2 separate regions of the Homo sapiens genome follow, and region 2 is linked to region 1. A link is a contact called in ENCODE Hi-C data. All regions are on one chromosome and are shown on one strand. The core of a region is the stretch at or near the end of the contact, and the rest is flanking DNA. Distances in the headings are between cores, read along the strand shown. Region 1 has its middle 11 kb from the start of AGXT. Region 2 has its middle 19 kb from the start of BOK.

Evidence for each region. Hi-C counts contacts between places; a loop is a spot of excess contacts on that map. Pooled maps may share reads with other maps.
Region 2: a loop to region 1 is called in a pooled map of psoas muscle, with 2.7 times the contacts of the local background. The contact joins two enhancer-like sites. A Hi-C loop is called at or near these places in 1 of 50 pooled maps.

Annotation. Positions count from the first base shown.
Region 1 is chr2:240,855,851-240,859,502 of GRCh38, forward strand. No RefSeq gene overlaps it. Among named protein-coding and RNA genes, the nearest start is that of AGXT, 11 kb to the right of the region's middle. Within about 2 kb of position 1,646, at least 2 of the 41 ENCODE cell types and tissues checked have a DNase peak (open chromatin) inside an H3K27ac peak, as active enhancers do.
Region 2 is chr2:241,538,479-241,541,953 of GRCh38, forward strand. No RefSeq gene overlaps it. Among named protein-coding and RNA genes, the nearest start is that of BOK, 19 kb to the right of the region's middle. RefSeq lists an enhancer at 2,469-2,518 and silencers at 2,699-2,818, 2,829-3,018. Within about 2 kb of position 2,098, at least 11 of the 41 ENCODE cell types and tissues checked have a DNase peak (open chromatin) inside an H3K27ac peak, as active enhancers do.

The DNA of each region.
Region 1 (3,652 bases), core at 396-2,895:
GTGGGCCTCGCTGCCCCAGTGCGTGTCCCTGCTGTGCAGATGAGGACGTGGGGTCCCAGTGGGACAAGCAGCTGCCAGGGCCACACAGTTGAGGTGGCCCTACCTGTCCTGCCCCCTGCAGCCACCTCCAGAAAGGGGGCCAGGCCTGTCCTGTCCAACCCCACACGGGGTCTCTGCTCACATCTCTGTGGCATGGGCTTGGGAAGGTCTTCAGGGGCCAAGGCTTCCTCTCCTCTAGGAACCCAGAGTGAACGCCAGGAAGGCAGTGCTGGATTCTATACCCACCTCTTGCCCCCACCCCACCCACCAATGCCAAGAACTTGCCACAGCCAGAGGCGCCTGGGGAAAGGAGCCCTGGAGGCTGCCTGGAAATCCCTGATGTCGTGGCTCCTGAGTCCTCCAGCATTTAGGAGGCTGTGCCGACTCCCAGGGAGGTGCTCCACATACCCCCCACTCCTGTCGGGGAGGACCCTCGGGCTGGCCGGGGTCGCATGGGGAGGGGAGAGTGCGTCAGGGCGGCCTTGGCCCAGGTGGGAGAGGCGGAGCCGGAATTTTCCACCACAACCCTCGTTACTGTGATGACCTGTGGCCCCTGACCTCTGCCCTGTCACCCCAGGGGAGAACTTGCCTCCACTTCACAGATAAGAGGTCCAGGGACAGCCCTGCCTCCACCTGGCTGGACTCCTGGCTTTGCACGGGCAGGCTGTCCACACAGGACTTGGTTTTACACCCAGTCCTGGGCATAGGTACCTGTGCCGAGCAGGGATGCAGCAGCAGGCTCAGCATGGGAGGGGTTGTTCCAGGGATGGGGTCACAGCATAGGCATGGGTGGCAGCCCTCGTGGCACACCAGACCTGGGTACAGCACCCAAACAGGTACCCCAGGACACAGCACCAGAACAGGTACCCCAGGACACGGCTTATCATCAGGAGCCACTGGGTGGCATCCGTTCTGCAGGACCCTCACCTGCCAGAACCAACTCCTGCCATTCAGGCCGTGACCTGGAGGGGGCAACTTGTGCCGGACACCCTCAAGGCACCACTGCATTACACATGCACAGGCCCCACGGCCCAGGGGTCCCGCCCTCCAGTTAAGGCAGTGGGTTTTACACCAATCCTCCCCTTTTTGGGACCCAGCTGCTGCCTGTTGAAGGACAAATGCCCTGATGGCCACCTGCAGCCTGGATGTCCCAATAGGCTGGTTTAGCCGGGGTTCAATTAAAATGGTGCATGGTGGGGACGTGTGACTGGCAGACCGCACAGCATCTCCCTACAGCACCTAAGGGCGACAGGCTCGCCTGCCTTAGTGAGACAGGCACCAGACCCAAAGAAATTGTTTGCATTATTTTATATCAGTTATAACAAAACAAGTTAAACTTTTAAAAGATACTCAGTTCCTGGCCTTGTGTGTCAGGTAGCAGGCCGGCTGGTTCCGCTGGTGACTTCATCTGGGGAACTAAGACAACCCCAGGTCAGTCCTGCCCAGGAGGGCAAGGCAGGCCAGTCCCGGGTCCTGACCCGGACTTCACGCCCCATCCTGCCAGCCCAGGCCCACCCCAGGGCCCAGAAAGGCGGCTGAGCTGAGCAGGTGGTGCCCTCAGCTCCCGTTTCACAGCTGCGAGAGGCCACTCCCAGGGCACTGCTGCTGCTGGCCTTGGCTGGAACGGCCTGGCCACGTGGCCAGGTGGCCCTTATCCCCTGGACTCCTGGGTGACAAAGGTCAGTTGCCTGCCCTGCAGCTTGCTGTGGTTCGTAGCTCCGAAGCTCCCAATAAGCTCTCGGCCTGAGGAAACACCCTCCCTTGGTGGTTGCAACAGCTTCTCCTGGTTACCTTGACAAAGGATGAGCAAACAACACCTTCCATTCTGGAACAAAGCACACACACCTCCTTGGCTTTCCAAGGGCTGCCCACCCACCCTCCGGGACCAGTCAGCCAACTCTGTGTCCAGATCTTCTATGCCCTCGCACATGCCATGCCAGGCACACAGAGCTGCATAAAGGGGGTCCCGCCCCAGGGAGGACAGGCAGTCAACAGATGATGCAACAGATGGGGTGAGTGGCCTGGTGGCAGCTGAGGACATTGGACAATTGGGATGACTCCCTGGGGAGTGAGGGGGAGCTGAGTAAAGACAGGAGCAAGCACTGCTGGCAGAGAGGGCAGCATATGCCAAGGCACAGGCGCATGGGTTTGACTGGAGCAGAGGGGAGTGTGCTTGGGGGTGGGCAGGAGGCAGAGCTGGGAAGGCCCCGTGAGCTGGCTGAGGACAGCTAAGACCACCTGGTGACCATCAGGCAGGCCATCCATGGCAAAGCTCCATATTTGAGGAATTTGGAAGTAATTAAACTTCCCCATCATCTAAAGTTGGCACCTGGTTCCAGGCCTCCTTTCAACCTAACATTTATAAGTAACTAGAATTTCTAGACATCTCCAGAATGCGTGGCTGATGAAAATCAATGTGCACCCCCTGCCATCACTAAGGCACCAGAATGTCTACAAATGTAGCATTTGTTGTGCAAATCACCCTTCAGCTCCCGCCGTGGGGTCCAGAAATGCTCCTAAGGAAAATCCCTGGTGGTGCCGAGTCCTCCGGCAGAGGCACCCACTGCACTTCTCTGCAGCGTTCTTTCTTCCTAATAAAACTTTCCTCTTCCAAACCCATACTGTCATTGGTAAGTTCTTACCAGCCCTCGAGTCGGCCCCTTCCCGAGGCTGGGGCTCCGACACCTCGCCAGGCACCTCGGTTGTGCGTACAGGACTTTACTGGGATTTCTCCCTTCTTTTCCCTCCCTGCTTCCCTTGATGGTCTGGTTCTTTACTCGGAAACTGAGGGCTCTGTCCAAGACCACTCTTCAGTGGGATCCTGAAGCCCTAGAGAAGAGATATCTTTCCATCACTGCCCTTAGGGGTGAGGAATTAGCCAGGGTTCTTTTCCGTTTTTGAACTGCCAGGGAACCAGCTTGAGTACTCTTTGGCAATTGAAGGTTTCTGGCCAAGGGCACTACCTGGTGTTACCCGAAGGCCAAGACAAAAGAGGGAATTTACTATTGCCCTTTGGGGTGGCAAGTCCACTTTCACTTGATGCCCTGTAAACCATGCCTTGGAAATGAGCAGCAGTGATCCCCACTCTGCGCAGACACATTCCACTGGTTGCGGACCCACATTTGGATTCCACTTCAAGTGGGAACCGCATCCCAAGTTATGGGTGAGTTCTCCTTCACCTTAGGTCTGAGCTGACCGCTCAAACACGGGCACACCTGGAGTGGTCGTCCAGGCAAGGGCAGGCCCTCCATTTGTGGTAGACGCCCCCGAATAGAGTGAGCCGAAGAGGTGAGGTCCAAGTCCCTCAGGGACACCTCGGGGATCTTGTAGTACCTGATCTGAACCCAACATGGGTCCATTTCATTCTTCAATTCCATCTGACTCGCCCTTGGATGGCATTCTTCAAAACTGGTCTCATTTTGACCCACAAACTTTTAAAAAGAAGCATATGGTTTTCTTTTGTAATATATCTGGGGTTCAATATATGCTCCCCAATAATTTATATTGGCCTCTGAATGGGACCCTGGATTGGAATATTATTTTACAGCTAGACTCGTTTTGCTGGAACCTCAGAAAGGATGCAGAGGTCCCATGTGTTCAAGTCTTTTTGGCT
Region 2 (3,475 bases), core at 848-3,347, 680 kb after region 1:
AAAAAAAAGTAAAATAAAAGTATTTAAAATTGAAAGCTGGGGCAACATAAAATGATATGAATTCACTGCGATTACATCTGTGTCCCTAATGGGGAGTCCTGGCTGTGGGTCTGATGGGGGACACCCCTGGAAGGATGAGGATCAACCGCCTGGGGAGTAGGGAGGGAGGTATGCTTAAGTCATGGAAGCTGTTGGCAGATGCAGAATCCGTGACGTGATACGAGACTCACTGAAGGAACACGCCAGAAACACACATGTCAGGCCCAGAGGCGAAGGAAAAGCAAAGCGGATGTGCAGACACTGGGCTGACAAGGAGAGAGGTGAAAGCCAGGAGGGCCCAGGTGAGCCTCCTGGAGGGAGGAGTGGCCAAGCCAGAGGCAGGAAAGATGTCCCATGGGGAGAGAAAATCTTTCCACCAAATTTAAAGGAGTCAGAAAGGGGCTGCTGATTTAGGCTGCAAGGTTCAGCGTAAACGAAGGTGCAATTTCAGTGTTGTCAGAAACACTCTGAGGTGTGGGGTGGCAGCCACTTCCAACTTAGCCAGAGGCCCACCCAGAAGCTGAGGTTGGGGGTCACCACACAGGGCAGAGGCCACTTCAAGAGAGGGGCAGGGGGAGGGGGGCAGAGACTGGGCATTGTTCTGAGGTTTCAGTCACGGCCCACAGCCAAACGTAACATGCATTTCAACTGAGCGCTCAAGCACTCTGAGGAATTAGGAGAGTGGATGAGAGATTTAAAAATCCATGCTTGTGAGAGAATTCACATTTGTACAAAATTCACGTGCGGCTCTGAAACGTGTTTTTGCCAAACATCGTGCCCTGGATGTGTTCCCAGGTGTTTCTTCACGTTCCTAAAGGCCGTGTGACGTCCCCCATACCTGGAACAGAAAGGAAGTGGCCGTAGCCAGGCTCTGAATGTGCTGAGTGGGAAAGAAAGGTGCTGGGGGAGGAGGACCTGGACTTCACACTTAACAAGAAGGCTGGGATGTGGCCCACACCTCTCTCCTTGCCAGGCCATGCTGTGTGAGGGCAACGGTCTCCCAGGTGGGTAGATGATTAGGCCAAAGACAGAGGCTCGTCTGCTAGAGTTCAGATTCTCCCTTGGGGTCCCAGGGGCCTAGAGGAGGAGGGGAGGTGAAGCTGTTGTCTCTCTCCGCCTGTCCAGTCTGTCCTGTGGCATTTGAGTGGCAGCAGTGATGCTGTGACCTGGGTGCTGGGAATAGAATTCTGCCAGCCACCCCTGCTCTGGGCCTAGGCTGGAGGCCTCTGTGCCACCCAGTGGGCTTCTCCCACTTTGGGAGAGTCAGAGAAGCACCCCCTTCCAGGGGGCTCCCTCACAGAGAACACGGGGCGGGGGCGGTGAGCGGCTCGGGCTGTCTTTGGGCTTCACCTTCCTGGCCAGGTACTTTGCTTTCTCCCTGGGAGTGGGTTCCAGAAGGGAATCCCCAGGTTCCATGGGCCCTCAAAGAGGGGTGGGGTAGACTGCTGACTCTCCCCCAGGGGACCCCCAGTCACACAGTGGGCCCACCCATCTTGGCCATGAAGCCTGGTGGATCAAGAGAAGTGGGGGAGCTGAGGACAACATTGGGGGCTACAGGAGAAGGTCCTTTTGGGGAAAGTGACTCTGACAGCAGGTGTCAGAGCCCCTGGGGGTGTCCCTGGGATGCTCTGGCAGCTTTGCATCATCAAGGAGGATGCCCCCAACAAGGAGGTCTCACCGCCCCCTGGGTTGTCAGGTGAGCTCCTGGGGCAGAGGTGGCCCTGGGTCGTCCGACCATCCTGGTGTGGGCTCAGTCTGGACCCCTGGGGGTCTCTCCCACCCCGAGACTTTTATCCACCTCCCCACCAACTCACTCTGTACAGGCAAGCACTCCCCTCGCTGGGCCTGTTTCTCCTCTGTCCAATGGTGAGTGGGATTCTCCTTCAGCTTGTAAGTGGGAACTGTCCCCAAACCAGGGACACCCTGGGGGCTCCTCTGGAACTGGAAAGGCCGGAAGAGAAACTGGCTTTCTCTTCTGAGCCAAAGGACAATGTTCCTCCAGCAGCTGGGAGTCCACACCCCAGGCAGGCCTCGCCTTCCCACTTGTGATGCGGGGTCCCACCTCTGCAGCTTCGGGTGTCTGAGTCTGAGGCAGTGCTGAGGATGAGGTCACTCTGGAGGGTGGCCCGGGGTTCCAGGTATGGGTGCATTACCAGGCCTTTAGGAATGTGAAGGATCGCCTGGGAACATGCCCAGGACGCGACGTTCAGTGAAAAGTCATGTTTCAGAGCCACACACGAATCACATTTCCTTATCTCTGCACAGTGACCGTGGATTTTTAAATCTTTCATCCGCTCCCCTAATTCCCCAGAGTGCCGGGGCGCTCGGTTGAAATGCGAGTTGCGTTTGGCTGCAGGCCGTGACTGAAGCCTCAGAACAATGCCCAGTGTTTCAAAACAACATATTTGTGCAAAAAGAAGGCCTCCAGATCTCAGGAAGCGGGAAACAGCTGAAGAAAAAGAACGCCTGCGAAGGGAAAGGACAGGTGTCCCTGTGGGAGGACAGGGCCTGCCGTCCGTCGCTCGGCTGCAGGTGGGGCCCGGCCGCCCCAGATGAGCCCCGCTCCGCGCCCGCCCTGCTTGCACCCAGCCGGCAAGTCCACCGCTCGCTCGCGACGCCAAGGAAAGCAGCAGCCCCGGCGCCCACGGAGGACGACACCGGCCGCGGCCAGGGGCGGGGCGCGGCCATGAAAGGCGGGGCCAGGCGAGGGGCGGGGCCGAGGCGGGTGTGGTCGTGTGGGGCGGGGCCGCGGCGGGGGCGGGGCCTGTCACCAGGGGCGGGGTGAGAAGGGGCGTGGTCATGAGAGGACCGAAGAGAGGGGTGGGGCTGCCTCCGAGGCGAGGACCGTGCGGGGCCACGCGTGGGGGCGTGGTTGTTGGGGCGTGGCCGCTGGGAGGGGCGGGGCTTCTCTGCGCACAGGTGCGAAGCTCCCGGCTTCAAGAGCGCAGTAGCGGCCCCACAGGGCAGAAGTGCCCTTGTTGGAGACGGGTGCCTGGGGCAGGTGGGGGTACCCGAGGGTTTCCAGCCACAAGGAGGGGTGTGGACGATTGGGGGATTGGGGCCGGTGCGTGGTCCGCGCAGCCCTCCGTTCCCCAACAGCAGATCCCTGTCCCTCGGCCCCGTCCAGCATCTCGCTCTCCAGCCCCACTCTCTCCATCGGCAGAACCTTCAGAATGTGCCGCGGAAGGGAAGGGGCGCGGCCGGAGGGACCCCTGCCCCGCGATTCCGGCGCCACCTGACCTGCCGGGCACCGGGCACCGTCGTCCCCCGGCTCCAGGAGGGTCCTGTCCTCCTGCTTCATCGGCCCCAAGATTCCTCGGGTCACGACTCTGACCCCCGCTCCCAGGGCGCCAGGCGCGGACAGCGGGGAAGCGGCACCAGGGAAGCCCAGGGACGCAGGCTTCCGCTAGGCTGAGACGCGCTGACCAGCTGGGGC